Regions from separate parts of the Homo sapiens genome. Here region 1 is linked to region 2. Evidence: read pairs that join two places in POLR2A ChIA-PET (ENCODE). Cell type or tissue: GM12878. All regions are shown on one strand.

Evidence for each region. ChIA-PET counts read pairs that join two places held together with the same protein. Peaks named below come from ENCODE experiments on the same cell type or tissue, not always from the same donor. Only the 100,000 strongest peaks of a DNase experiment are listed, where the experiment ranks them.
Region 1: POLR2A ChIA-PET joins it to region 2 with 5 read pairs; 18 of 35 experiments call an interaction of 5 or more read pairs at or near these places.

What each region holds. Positions count from the first base shown.
Region 1 is chr9:111,905,576-111,913,575 of GRCh38, forward strand. All of the region lies in intron 1 of UGCG (UDP-glucose ceramide glucosyltransferase), which reads left to right. Among named protein-coding and RNA genes, the nearest start is that of UGCG, 13 kb to the left of the region's middle. RefSeq lists an enhancer at 3,888-3,947. In GM12878, no CTCF peak of the experiment used is centred here; no DNase peak of the experiment used is centred here; H3K4me3 peaks cover 2,535 bases; H3K27ac peaks cover 3,437 bases.
Region 2 is chr9:112,025,165-112,033,164 of GRCh38, forward strand. It overlaps LINC02977 (long intergenic non-protein coding RNA 2977), which reads right to left. Exons shown (of 3, transcript NR_186812.1): 2 at 5,904-6,001; 3 at 3,374-4,627. Among named protein-coding and RNA genes, the nearest start is that of LINC02977, 11 kb to the right of the region's middle. RefSeq lists enhancers at 3,649-3,698, 4,009-4,138, 6,902-6,991, 7,122-7,411. In GM12878, no CTCF peak of the experiment used is centred here; DNase peaks (open chromatin) are centred at 3,241, 3,727, 6,418, 7,057 and 1 weaker place; H3K4me3 peaks cover 3,509 bases; H3K27ac peaks cover 6,545 bases.

The sequences.
Region 1 (8,000 bases), 120 kb before region 2:
CTCCCAAGTTGCTGGGATTACAGGCGCACCACCGTGCCCGGCTAATTTTTGTATTTTTAGTAGAGACGGGGTTTCACCATATTGGTTGGGCTGGTCTCGAACTCCTGACCTCAGGTGATCCACCCGCCTCAGCCTCCCAAAGTGCTGGGATTACAGGCATGAGCCACTGAGCCCGGCCTCTCCTTCATGCATTACTGATTCAATAATAATATATTCCTTCTTGGCCATCTTCTAAGAATGCTGTGCCTCAGAGAGCTTGTGTATTTACCTTACGGTGGATGGCTTCTGTATTTTTATCTCTAGGCTAACCTTACCTGCTGAGCTCTCTGTATCTGTTTATTTATTTACTCTTCATTTATTCAAAATTATTTTTAAAAATTGAGAACATACTGTGTATTATTGCTTTGCTGGGCTCTGGAGAATTTATATTCTACTGTAGTGTTTCTCCAGTTGTAGTTTACTGCCAGCCTGCATCATTTGGTATGCTTGTGAAAAATGCAGATTCCTAGTCTCTTCATCTGGTTTATTCACTTGTGATCTCTACCTGTGGGCATTATTTATACTACAAGTTGCAAACCTCTGGTCTCCTAGATGAGATGTCACCACTTGATGTCTTGAGAGTAAATTAAAGTTCGTATGTTCAAAAGTTCATTACTCTTTCCCATCTCTCATTGTGCCCAGATTTTATGAATGGCACCACTAGTTACCATAGCCTGACCCAGGTATACCCCTCATTATCCCTCATTCCCCCTCCAGCAATACCATCATCAGTTATTGGCTAAACTCCTTGATTCTGAGTTCTCACCTTCTCTTGACTTTGCTTCCTTCGCTTGTTTCTTTTGTGTGTGTGTTTTGTTTTGTTTTGTTTTGTTTTGAGACAGTCTCGCTGTGTCGCCCAAGCTGGAGTTCAGTGGTACGGACTCGGCTCACCACAACCTCTGCCTCCTGGGTTCAAGTGATTCTCCTGCCTCAGCCTCCCGACTAGCTGGGATTACAGGTGTGCGCCACCATGCCTGGCTAATTTTTGTATTTTTAGTAGAGACGGGGTTTCACCATGTTGGCCAGGCTGGTCTTGAACTCCCAACCTCAGGTGATCCACCTGCCTCAGCCTCCCAAATTGGCTGGGATTACAGGCATGAGCCACTGCACCCAGCCTTTCACTTGTTTCTTATGCCTTTCTGGTTTGTGTGCTTGTCTCTTTCTTTTGGACCTTTGCAATATTTTTCCCTTGCCTTCCATCTCCCCTGCCTGTACTTTATTCTCTTAACTTCTATAAATACAAAAATGATCCTGGTTGCTTCCTTTTAGTCTTTCATGGTTATTTCTTGCCTAGAGGATGAGCTCCAGGCCTTTTCAGCCTTGTCTGTGAAGTCACGAAGAATTTATAGCAGAGATGAGTCTTAAAGCAGTGCTGCTCAAGCTTGAGTGTGCCTGTGAATCACCTAGAGATCTTGTTAAACTGAAGATTGAGTTTCAGTAGTTTTGGGGGATGAGGCCTGAAATTTTGAAGCTCTGAAAAGCTCCCAGGTGTTGCCAATGCTGCTGGTCCATGGGCCACACTTGGAGTATGAAAGTCTGGAAAGACCGCCTCCTAGGAGTAGTTGGATGCTTCCATCTCTCTTCTCTCAAAGTGTTCCAAACATACTTTGATGATAGCCTGTATCACACTGCATTTGCAGAGTCCCGTACAGACTCTACTTCTGAATGAGAGGTGGCGTGTGCACATGTGAGAACCACCTCTCCTATTAACACATGGAAATGCTGTAACGATTAGACACTTACACACCCAGAGCCTGAAAATGTGAAAAGAAAATCTGCATATTCCAGAAACCAAGAGGGAATGCAAAGCAGTGGGTTGGTCTGGTCTGCTAATTTGAATCCCGGTGGGGTTTTAATTTATTGATATTTCTTCTCATTGGTATATTTTCCTGATTCTTTGCATGCTTGGAAATTTTTTAATAGATACCAGACATTTTGAATTTCACCGTGTTGGGTGCTGGATGTTTTTGTTTTTCTGGACTGTTGACTCCAGCTCTTCAATTCATTTTCTTTCTTTTTTTTTTTTTTGAGATGGAATCTTGCTCTGTTGCCCAGGCTGGAGTGCAGTGGTGCGATCTTGGCTCACTGCAACCTCCGCCTCCCGGATTCAAGTGATTCTCCTGCCTCAGCCTCCCGAGTAGCTGGGATTACAGGCACGTGAGGCCACACCTGGCTAATTATTTTTTGTATTTTTAGAAGAGATAGGGTTTCACCATGTTGGCCAGGCTGGTCTCGAACTCCTGACCTCAAATTATCCTCCCGCCTTGGCCTCCCAAAGTGCTGGGATTACAGGCGTGAGCCACCGCACCCAGCCTACCTTATTTTCTGTGTCATAGGAATCACTGTCTTCCTTTGCTTGATGTCCAGTATCTTCAAAACTGTTGTCTCCTGTATTTTTTTCTGATTTTTTGGTTGTTTCAGGTGGGAGAGAGTAAATCCAGTTAGCGTTTCTTCATCTTGTCCAAAAGTTGAAGGCTTGGGGGGTGGGTGGTGGGAAGAGTAGGGCTTTTAGTACTAGTGCGAGGACAGAGTCAGTGCTGCACACTAGTTATAATAACCTCAAACTGTAAACAACCCAAACATCCATCAACAGAAAGTAAATAAAGTGTGGTATATTAGTAAAACTATCCTGTAACAAGAGTGAATACATGATAGCTAAATGTAACAACGCGGATGATTCTCACAAACATAACGCAACCCAAAGAGGCCAGACAGGAAAGATACATCCTATGGGATTCCATTTATATAAAAATTTAAAGCCAGCAAAACTAGTCTGAAGTCAGGACAGTGAGTACCCTTGAGGGGAGCATAGTACGTGGAAGGAGACACGAGAGGACTTCTGGGGTTCTGCTAATACTGTTTTTTGATCTGGGTACTGGTTACATGAGAGTTTCACTTTGAGAAAATTCTTTGAGCTGTGTACTTACAGGTGACTTTATAATATGTACATTATGTATCAATAAAAAGTACCCCCCACACCACTTCCCCAACAAAAAGGTCAAGGCTGCAAGCCAGATGCATTATAGGAAGGTAAGAACTGGATTCCCAGTATAGAACCTAGAAAGCAAGTCGTCTGCCCTAGGCTGAGGGTAGAAATGGACACCCATGAGAAAGCTTGTGCAACGTGTAGGAATCATAGGCTCAAGTTCATACTGTCTAGGAAATGCAGAAACCCTGATCTGAGACACTAAAAGAAAAACTAGTTAGAAACCAGTAAAACTTGTAAGACCCTGTCCGAGCCACTTATAATACTGCCCCACTTTAAGGGCTCCACCGTGGAGGCCACTTTTGAAACACTAGGCAATTGATCACAGTGCCCTCCCTCCCTCTCTCCCTCTCTGTCACCCAGGCTGGAGTGCAGTGGTGCGATCTCGGCTCACTGCAACCTCTGCCTCCCAGGTTCAAGTCATTCTTGTGTCTCAGCTTCCCGAGTAGCTGGAATTATAGGCGTGTGCCACCACGCCCAGCTAATTTTTCTATTTTTAGTAGAGATGGGGGTTTTGCCATGTTGGCCAGGCTGGTCTTGAACTCCTGACCTCAAGTGATCCGCCTGCCTCATCTTCCCAAAGTGCTAGAATTATAAGCATGAGCCACTGCACCAGCCCACAAGGCTACTTCTGACCTTGGAAACTCTTCTTTATTTTGAAAAAAACCACTGGGATTTAAAAAATGTTTTTGAAAAAAAATCACTGGGATTTAAAAAAATTTTTTTGAAAAAAATCACTGGGATTTTAGAGCTTTTTATTCTGTCATCCACATCTCAAACTCTTTCATGATTTCTGTGTAGAAATCTGTAGATTGGTTTCCAACACACTGGTCATGGCCAAAGGCATTGTTTCCACCTGTGGAACGATTCTCCAGAGCAAAGCTTTGTTGACATCTTTAAGAGTTTTGTAAGGAGAAGAGCTTCTGGGCATGTGCAACCCAACTTCCCCATTAAGCCACAGCTCCTTCACAGTAGGGAATTCACCTGTTGCTTGTTGCATTCCAGTGCATATGATAATGACTAGTGTACATTCGGGGCTGTAAAGATGTTGTCCAGTAAGTGACTGCAAAGCAGTCATGGAGTACCACTGTGTGCTGAGCCTAGTGCTAGAGGTGTTTTGTTTATTTGGTGACTTAATGGATATTCTTCTATTGTTTTGACAAACATTTCAAGTAATTTGTACCACATGGCTTTGTTGGTTGCGTTATGTAAGTCAAAACAGTATTCTGCAAGGTAGGATCTCGTACCCTAGGGGGTACACAACAAACTGACCTGTTGGGTTTTGGAAAGAAAATATTAGAGAGAGACAGGGACAGAGGGGAGGCACAAATACATTTTTTAAAGGCCCTGTGATATAGTCTGGCTTATTTTGAGTAGAAATTTCAGATATAGTACTTAACAATTCTCTTTATCCATAAACCTAGAGAGGGCTTTGTGGCTGTTGAGAGAGTCAGAATGAATCTATGATAAAATACTGCATTCTCAACATGAAAAGTTCTTCAAAGGAGGAGGTGTATCTAATGATATTTAAAGTAAAACATCTTGGGAGAAGGGAGAAGTAGGATCTACTCTAAACTTTACCAAAATGTAATCGCCTCTAGACTATTCAGTACAGCTTAGATGATCTTCGTTGCTACTGTTTTTGATCTAAAGCCTTGCCACAGGCACTGAGATTATTAGTGGGCCAGTTCTCTCTGCTACTTAGCCAGCACTTGACCTGCATGTTTTGGTAGTTTAATAGCACTTAAGGATCACACAGTGGGACCAACAGATAAAAATCACTGGGATTTTAGACCTTCTTATTCTGTCATCCACATCTCAAACTTTTTCATGATTTCTGTGTCTTTACCTGTCCCTCTCTCTGGGCTGCATTCTGGATAGCTTCTTCTAATCTAGATGCCAATTCTTTCGTAAATTGTGAGTACGTAAGATTCTGTATTACTTGTCTTTTGAGTTTCTGATGTCAGTGATTGTAACTGTCATTCCTAGAACTTGTGTGGTTCTTTTCATATTATTTGTGGTCATATATAATGATTTCCCTCATTTCCTTCTCTTCTCTTGGGTTTTGTTCAGGTACACAGGGAGGTTGCATTCTTGGCCCAAACCCACGTGGTGAGGTGTTCTCCAAGAAGACTTTTTTCTTTTTTGTTTTTGTTTTTGTGTGAGATGGAGTCTCTCTCTGTTGCCCACGCTGAAGTGCAGTGGCGCGATCTCTGCTCATTGCAGCCTCTGCCTCCCAGGTTCAAGGGATTCTCATGCCTCAGCCTTCCAAGTAGCTGGGACCACAGGTGCACACCACCATGCCTGGCCATATTTTGTATTTTTTAGTAGAGACGGAGTTTCACCATGTTGACCAGGCTGGTCTCAAACTCCTGACCTCAAGTGATCCACCTGCCTCCACCTTTGAAAGTGCTGGGATTGCAGGCATGAGCCACTGTGCCTGGCCAAGACTTTTTTCTTTTATTCTATTTCACTGAGGACTGAATCCAAGATAGAGAGCATCCGCATCTTCCCTCTATGGACCAGGATTTTTCTGCTTGCCTTTCAGGGAGTCCAGATTTACCCAAGGCTCTCAGAACAGTTGTCCTGTCATTCTTATCTCAGGCTTCTCTCCATCTCCAGGTCACCAGTAGATGGTCAGGAGGCAAGCATGGACTCTAGCACTCAGTCACTGAAGAGGTTTTTTTCTCATTTCTGACCTTAGAGACTCTTCTTTATTGTCCTAACGGTTCAATTATGTATTTTAAAACATGCTTTTACTACACTTGTATTAAAAAGGAAGAGAGACAAGTTTATGAATATGTACATATATAATTCATATATACCATAAATGTGTGTATATATTTTGACTTGTATATGCATTTTTAAAACCTCTGGAAGGACAAGAAACTAGTAATGCTGGGGAAGCAGTAATGGAAACAGGCAGATGGGGGGCCAGTGGTGACAGATTTCTTTTATCAGACCCTCTTAATATTTTTAGTGATTTGAACCATATCAGTATATTACCAGTTCAGGGGCTGAACGTGGTGGCTCATGCCTGTAATCCCAGCACTTTGAGAAGCCAAGGCAGGAGGATTCTTTGAGCCTAGGAGTTCAAGACCAGCCTGGGCAATATAGTGAGACCCCATCTCCATAAAAAAATAAAAAAATTAGCCTGGTGTGGTGGAGTGTACCTGTTATCCTAGCTACTGGGGAGGCTAAGGTGGCAGGATCGCTTGAGCCTGGGAGATGCAGATAATTACACCACTGCATGCCAGCCTGAGCAACGGAGCAAGACCCTATCTCATATGTGTATATTCAACAGGATATATATATATATATATATATATATATATATATATATATATATATATATATTCAACAGGATATATATATATTCAACAGGATACATATATATATTCAACAGGATACATATATATATTCAACAGGATATATATATATATATATATATATCCTGTTGAATCAATTAATTGTGTAATATAAACTTTTTTCCCCAGCAGTCTAGATGTTCTTTACCTGGTGGGTTTCAGGCATCTAGTCTGCTATTTTGTTAGAAATAGAATAGTGATTACTTTTGTGGTTATATGCGTTTTAGATCGTGGTTTTACCTGTCTGGTCCTCCAGATGAACTCTGTAGAGCAATATTTTCCAAACTATCTATGGCAAAGCAGTTGTTCTTTAAAATTATCCAATCTGGCTGGCTGTAGTGGTTCACACCTGTAATCCCAGCACTTTGGGAAGCCGAGGCGGGCAGATCACTTAAGATGAAGAGTTCGAGACCAGCCTGGCCAACATGGTGAAACCCTGTGTCTACTAAAAATACAAAAAGTTAGCTGGGCATGGTGGTGCATGCCTGTAATCCCAGCTACTTGGGAGGCTGAGGCAGGGGAATCATTTGAACCCGGGAGGCGAAGGTTGCAGTAGCTGAGATCGCACCACTGCACTCCAGCCTGGGTCGCAGAGCAAAACTCTGTCTTAAAAAAATAAAAAAAAAAAAATTCCAATCTGCCATGAGCCAATACTTTGGTAAACTACAATAAAAATAAATTGCTGATCACATGCTTGATGTCATGGCAATGTTAAATTGCTATACAAGTTTCTAAAAGGTTTCACTCAATTGTTTCTCACTTGCAAACCAGTAAAAAGCAATGCTGGACCAGACCACACTTTGAGTAGCACTGCGATAGATGGTGCTCCAGTATTTTCTGGTACTTGGTGTATCAGAAATTGATACCACCCTGTTCTTTAAATTTCTTGTTGGTTTTAAAGTTTTTCCATTGTAAACCTGGTGTGTGTGTGTGTGTGCGTGTGTGCACGTGTGTGTAAAACTGTATGGCCTTATCTAAAACGTTAGATGTTTGCTACAGCACACACCTGCCTTAGTTAGAGACCAAGCCCATGGCTAAGTGGTCTGGGTGGTGGTACCGGTGTCCCTCCAGAAGTCTTTCCCAGTTTAATAGTGGATTTTATCAAATCAAGATGCATTGATGCAAGTATTTTTTGATCATCTAGAAGTTCTCATTGGTTGATTTTCACAGTAAGTCAGAGCTGCCATCTGCCTGGCAGCAATTGTAAGGTACCATTGATGTCAGAGATGTTAAAATGTGGAAGAACATGTGTCTTAGAATATCTTGCAGATGGACCCATGATGTTCTAGTGCCTAATTACTGTCGAATGCTTGGAGACTTGTTTATGAGAAGTACTTGTCACATATTTACTAGAAGTAGGAGGAAGGCTTCAGTGGCTTCCTTTAGAAACTTCACCACTGTATTGAATGGCATCTTGTTGCAACAGCCTGATGTTAACTGGGGCACGTTCTGTCTTCTCTAGCATTGCTTCTTTCTTTTTTTTGAGACGGAGTCTCACTCTGTCACCCAGGCTGGAGTGCAGCGGCACAATCTTGGCTCACTGCAACCTCCACCCCCGGGTTCAAGTGATTCTTCTGCCTCAGCCTCCCGAGTAGCTGGGATTATAG
Region 2 (8,000 bases):
TTTTAAATTATTTGCTCATTGATACAGTTTCGATATTTGTCCCCACTGAAGTCTCATGTTGAAATATAATCCCCAATGTTGGGGTGGGGCCTGGTGGGAGATGTTTGGATCATGGGGACAGATCCCTCATGAATGGCTTGGGCCATCCCCTTGGTGATAAGTGAGCTCTCGCTCTGAGTTCACATGAGATCTGGTTGTTTAAAAGTGTGTGGCATCTCCCCCTCACTCTCTGTCTCTTTCTCACTTGCTCTTGCTTTTGCCACATGACATGCCTGCTCCCCCTTTGCCTTCTGCCATGATTGTAAGCTTCCTGAGGCCTCTCTAGAAGCCAAGCAGGTGCCAACACCATGCTTCCTATAAAGCCAGCAGAACTGTAAGCCAGTTAAAACCTCTTTTCTTTATAATTTATCCAGTCCTGGGTATTTCTCTATAGCAATGCAAGAGTGGCCTAATACACTCATGGACTTTTCCAAAGTGAAACAATCTGTGAGGACTTATAAGGAAAATGATGGCAGAAGTGTATGTTAACCTCCAAACCCTATGTCAATGCAAACAAGAATGAATAAAAAGAACTGAAAATTAAGAAAAGGACTCTATATTGCAGTGAGGAAAGCCCCCAACATTAAACCACACACTCTGAAGATGAAGAATGCCAAATATAATGTCATGTGGAGCAAGTTGACAGAGTCCCATGATCAAACACAAATCTCCAGTTCATGAGCACAGTGCAGTATGGCAGGTCCTAAGTGTAAGAAATTCCAAAAGATCCCACCAATATAAGTGCTAGGGGCATGAGCAAGCTGCTGGAAAAATAAGGAACACTCTTCCTTGGAGCCCACTGACCCATTATTGATTACTAAGGAATGTGGTGTTGCAAGACATTCTGCCCTGCTGAGCGCAGTTTTTCCTCCATCATCATTTTCTATCAGATTGGGGCAGTATCTGGAGGCAAAGTCTACTTCACGATCACAGGGAGCATTGAACAATCCCTTGATGACACAACTGGAAAACCAAATGAAAAAAAGATAAATAATTTCTTTTATTATTATTATAATTATAATACTTTAAGTTCTGAGATACACGTGCAGAACGTGCAGGTTTGTTACATAGGTATACGTGTGCCATGGTGGCTTGCTGCACCCATCAACCCATCATCTAGGTTTTAATCCCCGCATACATTAGTTATTTGTCCTAATGCTCTCCCTCCTTTTGCCCCCATCCCCCCAACAGGCCCCAGTGTGTGATGTTTCCCTCCCTGTGTCCATGTGTTCTCGTTGTTCAACTCCCACTTCTGAGTGAGAACATGAGGTGTTTGATTTTCTGTTCCTGTGTTAGTTTGCTGAGAATGATGGTTTCCAGGGGATAAATAATTTCTATACTAAACTGTTCTAGGGCAGAGAAAGAAGAAATTCTTGCCAATTAACAAAAACCAATGTAAGACTGTTTTATATAGATAATACACAGGAGAAAGCTAGAAATATCTCAAAATTGATTTTTAAAAATTCTTAATAAAGTATCAGCAAATATAATCTAGGAGCAGATTTGGTTAAAGAGCAATACACCATGACTGCAACTTTTATTCCAAGAATGCATAGGTGGCTAAATATTAGGAAATCTATTAATACTGATGAAAGGAAGATAAAAGTATATGATCCTATGGTAGGTATCAACAAAACGTTTCATAAAACTTCGTGTCCATACCTGATAAATGCTCTTTGTAAAATGGGATTCGGTGAATATTTCTTTACATCAAAACATCTCTTAAACCAAAAGTTGATATCATGCTTAGTGATTTTCATCTTATAATCTACATAAGATTATGTGATGGACATTGCAAATAGACAAGAGAACAAAATAAGAAATTTAAAAATTAGAATGAAGAAGACAAAATTATCATCATTTGTAGATAATAGAAAGTCTAAGAGATTCAGCTGAAAACTATTAAAAAGTAAAAGAGTAAAAGAGAGCTCAGAAAGTTTTCAGGATATAATGTTAATATTCAAAAATCAAACATCTTATAATGCATTAAAACATAATCTAAAATAAATCCATTTGTGAAAGTATAAAATACATACAAATAAATTTGAATTATATGGAAAAAAAACAGAAAAAAAATGTGATTAAGTGAAAAGGCATACCCTGTGAGGGAACAGAAATATTTAGTATGGTATAAAATATAAATTCTTCCAAAATAATCTGGGAAATCATCATCATTTTGGTCAAAATTCTAACATGATAATGTGGAAGGGAGCTTTTTTTTTTTCTTTTGAGACACGGTCTTACTCTGTTGCCCAGGCTGGAGTGCAGTGGCATGATCACTGCAAGCTCTGCCTCCTGGGTTCATGGCACTCTCCTGCCTCAGCCTCCTGAGTAGCTGGGACTACAGGTGCCCGCCACCACATCCAGCTAATTTTTTGTATTTTTAGTACAGACGGGGTTTCACTGTGTTAGCCAGGATGGTCTCAATCTCCTCACATCGTGATCCGTCAGCCTCGGCCTCCCAAAGTGCTGGGATTAAAGGCGTGAGCCACCGCGCCCCACCCTGGAGCATTTTAAAAAATATTTAAATGCATGATACAAAGGTGGCATCTCAATGGTGATTGGGTAAAGATAATCATATAAATAATTGTGCTATTATAATTATGATGAATGGTATTAAGAAAAAATACAGATTGGTGTGAAATGTTTTAAATACAATGCGGGTTCTTGTTTCATTCATTACACCAAATACATTCCAAATGCAACAAATGTTTTAAAGTACGGCTAAAATTGCATGAGAGCTAGGAAAGAAATGGATAAATATTTTTAAATCTTGGGTGGAAAGTCTTTCTGAGCACATCATGAAATTCAGTAATCACAAACAAAAGATCAGTAACCTGGACTAAGTAACAATGAAAACTTTCCCATGGCAAAAACAAGCAAAAGTCTTATAAATAAAGTTGCAAGACAAAGAGCAAATATGGAGAAATATGTGCAATATAGATAACAAGCAGCTTGTGGCTTCCCTAATATAAAAAGAGTTGTGTAGTTATTTAGAATAAATCACCCCCTTCCCAAATAAAAAAGTATAGGTCTTCAGCTGAGGAAACGTTTTCTCCTGTCTCTACTGAACTACTCTCCCATACTCTGAAGTTGAAGGAAGGAGGTATAACCAATGGCAGTTGCTATTACTCACTCTTACCAGGAGTAAGGGCCAGTGCCCTTCACACACACACCCCCCACACACAACACACACAAATGTACACACAAACATAGACACAATGCACTCAGCTCTCACACACACACCACATACACACCACACACACACATACGCACACACATGTATATACAAACATGCACCCAATGCACTCAACTCAAATACACACAACACATATACAACACATATCTTGGGCAGTTTATTGTAGGGTCATACCTGCCTGCACGGTATGATCTGTACCTGTACCCCCTCTGCGTACCACTCAGCTGTTTCTAAGTTTTGCACTCTATCTGGATCCAGAAAGATGCCAGTGAACGTGGTCACAAAGGGGACATGTTCTGCCTGCTCCCCAAGGTGGAATCAGTGCATAGAGTCCCGTGGCTGCCTATTTTCTGGTTCGGGTCATGAGAAAGTCACTTCCTCCCTTTGCAAAAGGGTACTGTTTTTGTGAAATGAAGCCAGGGTACGCTGCGTGCATATCTGAAGTCAGATCCTTCTGAGGTTCTGCCGTTAGCTTGTCCATCTTCATTGTCAATGGTATCGGGAAATTCCCCTCCTTTCCCCAGCTTTGTTGGGTCTTCAAGGGTGACTGAAGGAGAGGTTCTTATGAGTCATTGCATTGAAGGCCACCAGCCAGACACCACTGTGAGCCATAAACTGTCATATAAAAGCTTTTCCAACCACCACCACAACAACAAAATATTCTCAGAACATAGATATACACAGAATACGGTCCCTGTGTCAACAGTCACTTGTGTGGGCTCAGTGCTGACAACGGTGCTGTGGCTACTCCAGGTATGCTGCAATCCCTCTTTGAAGATTGCCATCAGGGCTGGAAACACATATTTTTGGTATTCTGAGTCCACAAGTGTAATATTTTTACATCGTGTTTGATTTTCGGAAATGGTTAAAAGTCATTCGCCACATACTTCAGTTTATAAAAGAAATGTCCAACTGGCTGGAAAGAGTGGTGGAAGGGCAGAGGGGTGGGAATGGTTAATGGGTACCAAAAATTTAGAAAGACTGAATAAGACCTAGTATTTGATAGCACAACAGGGTGACTATAGTCAATCATAATTGAATCGTACATTAAAAAATAACTAAAAGAGTATAATTGGATTGTTTATAATACAAAGTATAAATGCTTGAGGGGATAGATACCCCATTCTCCATGTTGTGATTATCACACATTGCACACCTGTATCAAAACATCTCATGCATTCCATGAATATGTACACCATGTACCCACAAAAGTTACAATTAAAAATAAAAAAAGAAATGTCCAACAGGCTAAGTTTTAATGATATATATTTTATATGGATATATAATGTTTTTACCCTACATAGACAGAGAAAACTGTAAAGTAATAAGACTAATTGATGTTCTTTTGCAGCTCATAAACACTCCGAAGGCAATTCCCAAAGGTAACTTCTGAAAAAAAAAATGTTAATACTAATAGTGTCACTGGAATATGCATTTAGTCTTTCAAAGAAACTACTTAGAAGGACAACTATAATTCCGTTGAATATCTAGTATGTTTTGGGGAAGTCTCATTAGAGTTACGGTTTGTCTAGAAGATGTTTTTTTAAATGTTGTTTTGAAAGACTTCATAAGCAAATTGTCCCCTTCCTTTACCCACTTCCTTGCACCGCCCCCCAACAGTCAGCCAATCCAATGCACTGTCAAATTCTTTATTTTTATTTTGATAACATCTCCTTTTCATTAGAACCTTCCTCTCTAGTCCCTCTATTTCAATCTTTAATGTTGTTCTTTGTGCTGTTTCATGCCTTTGTTTACATTCTTACACACACACACCCCATTCCTGGAATTTCCCTCCTAGTCGTCTCTGCCTGAAAAAAAACCCTACTAACCCTTTGAGGCCAGCTCAGACTTCACCTGTGTGGCCCTTGCTGGCCTCTTGTACTTAATCACTCTGTTGTTATGCTTGTCACTCTGAACCACTGTGTAGTATAAAAACTCCATCACTGAAGGAGCTGGGTAAGGTGTTGCTGGATGTTGTGAAATGAAGGTTAAACTGATTTCTCAATCACAGGGGAAATTCAGCATCAAAATTAAAGCAAATGATATCAGTTTATTTCTGTCAGAGGTCCAATCTGCTAATAAATAATGCTACATTAACAACAGGAAGGACTGAATTTTATGCTTCCAGTCTCACTCCTTTGAAACCATACTGGGAGGCTTCCTGGATACACTCAATATAGAGAATACACATCTAGTTCTCCTTTGAGTTTAAGAAATATGACTAAATAGATGGGATCAATTAGAAGCCATCAATTAGAGAACAGGAGTATTACTCAAGAAAAGACAAAATTAGTACTTGGTAATAGAAAAGTTGAAGATACATAGGACAGGCGTGGTGGCTCATGCCTGTAATCCCAGCACTTTGAGAGGCCGAGGCGGGGGAACCACCTGAGGTCTGGAGTTTGAGACCAGCCTGGCCAAAATGGTGAAACCCCGTCTCTACTAAAAATACAAAAATTAGCCAGGCATGATGGTGCATGCCTGTAATCCCAGCTACTTGAGAGGCTGAGGCAGGAGAATCGCTTGAACCCGGGAGGTGGAGGTTGTGGTGAGCCAAGATCACACCATTGCACTCCAACCTGGGCAACAGAGCAAGACTCGGTCTCAAAAAAAAAAGAAAAGGTTGAAGATGTTGTGATAACTAGTATATAAAAAAAAATCTCACCTGCCATTTTGATAGTGAAAATTTTGGTCAGCTGTCTGATGCCCACCCAGCTTTCTACTCCAGTGTTCTCATGTTCCTCATTTGTTGCTTCACTTTCTCTGGTACAAAAACAAAAACAAAAATACAGGTGTGACAGCAGAAGCCCAGACAGCAAAAGCAAGAAAAGACAAATGGGATTATATCAAACTAAAAGTTTCTGCAGAGCAAAGGAAACAATCAACAAAATAAAAAAGCAATCTATAGAATGGGAAAAAATATTTTTAAACCATATATCAATAAAAAGTTAATATCCAAAATATTATATGTAAGGAACTAATACCACTCAACAGCAAAAAAAAAAGCAAGTTACCTGATTTTTTAAAAATGGGCAAAGAACCTGAATAGATTTTTTTCAAAGAAGATATATAAGTGACCAACAGGTATATGAAAAGGTGTATGACATCACTAATCATCAGGGAAATGCAAATCAAAACCACAATGAGCTTTCACTTCACATCCGTTAGAATGGCTATTAACAAAAAGTCAAAAGATAACAAGTGTTGATGAAGATATGGAGAAATGAAACCCTTGCACACTGTTGGTGGGAATGTAAGTGGGTACAGCCACTACGAAAAACAGTATGGTAGTTCCTCAAAAAATTAAAAATAGAACTACGGTATGATCCAGCAACCCCACTTCTGGGTATATACCCAAAAGAAATAAAATCAGTATGTGGAAGAGGTTATCTGCACTCCCATATGTATTACACAGTCGTTCACAATAGCCAAGACACGGTATCAACCTGAGTGCCTGTAGACAAATGAATGGATAAAGAAAATATTCATACACACACATGAATATCATTCAGCCAAAAATGAAGGCGGCTAGGCATGGTGGTGCATGCGTGCAGACCCAGCCCCAGCTAGTTGGTAGGCTGAGGCAGGAGGATTGCTTGAGCCCAGGAGTTCAAGACCAGCCTTATCTCAAAAACAAACACAAAACAAAGCAAAAACAGAAAGAAGGGGAAGAAGGGGAAGAAGAAGGGGAAGGAGAAGGAGAAGGAGGAGGAAGAAGGAAGAAGAGGCAGAGGAGGAAATCCCTGTCATTTGCAACAACATGCATGAACCTAGAGGACATAATGCTAAGTGAAATAAGCCAGACACAGAAAGGCAAAGGCAAACACTGCATGATCTCACTTGCAGGTGGAACCGAAACAGAAGAACTCATAGAAACAGAGAGCAAAAGGGTGGTTACCAAAGTTAGGGGTTGGGGAGGAATGGCGAATGTTGGTCAAAGAGTACAAACTTTCAGTTACAAGATGAATAAGTTTTGGAGATCTAATGTATAGCATGGTGACTAGAGTTAATAATGTATACCTGAAATGGGCTATAGGAGTAAATCTAAGTGTTCTCACCACACACAAAAAAGGTGAGGTGATGGATGTGTTAATTAGCTTGATTGAGGTAATCATGTCACAGTGTATAGGTGTATCATATCATCACATTGTATGCCTTAAATACATAAAACTTTTATTTGCCAATTATACTCCAATAATGCAGGACAAAGTATACAGGTCTGACATCCAGAGAAAAATATCAGCAGACTTAAAATATCTGATCATTTTCCCCCGGAGGAGGATTGTACAGTTTTTTTAATTGATGAGTAACAATTTTATGTAGTAAGCCTATTCACTCTCTGTTAACCACATTTATTGCAAACAAGTTTTTCCCAAATGTTTAGACATTTATTCCTACTTATTCTCACACTTCCCTGATAATTCACTGAAATTGCGATCAAGGCTTTATTCTCAGCAGGAAGTACTTGTACTTCTCTAAGTGACAGACAGGCTTAAAGAGTGGGCTCAAGGGTGGACCAAGGGCAACTGCAGATAGGCCAATTAGACAAAAACATTCAGGAAACTGGTAGTTAAAATAAATAAATTAAGCCTGTGGTGATTCAGCAAGCTTATTTCTGGAAATAGTTTTTTTTTAATCTACATACTTTGGTTTTAGAGTATGTGGCATAAATATTGAATGTGGAGCATTTCCAAAATACAATATAACTCAGACTAACTTAAATAATGATTCCTTTTACTGTGCATCAAACCTCACTTTTTTG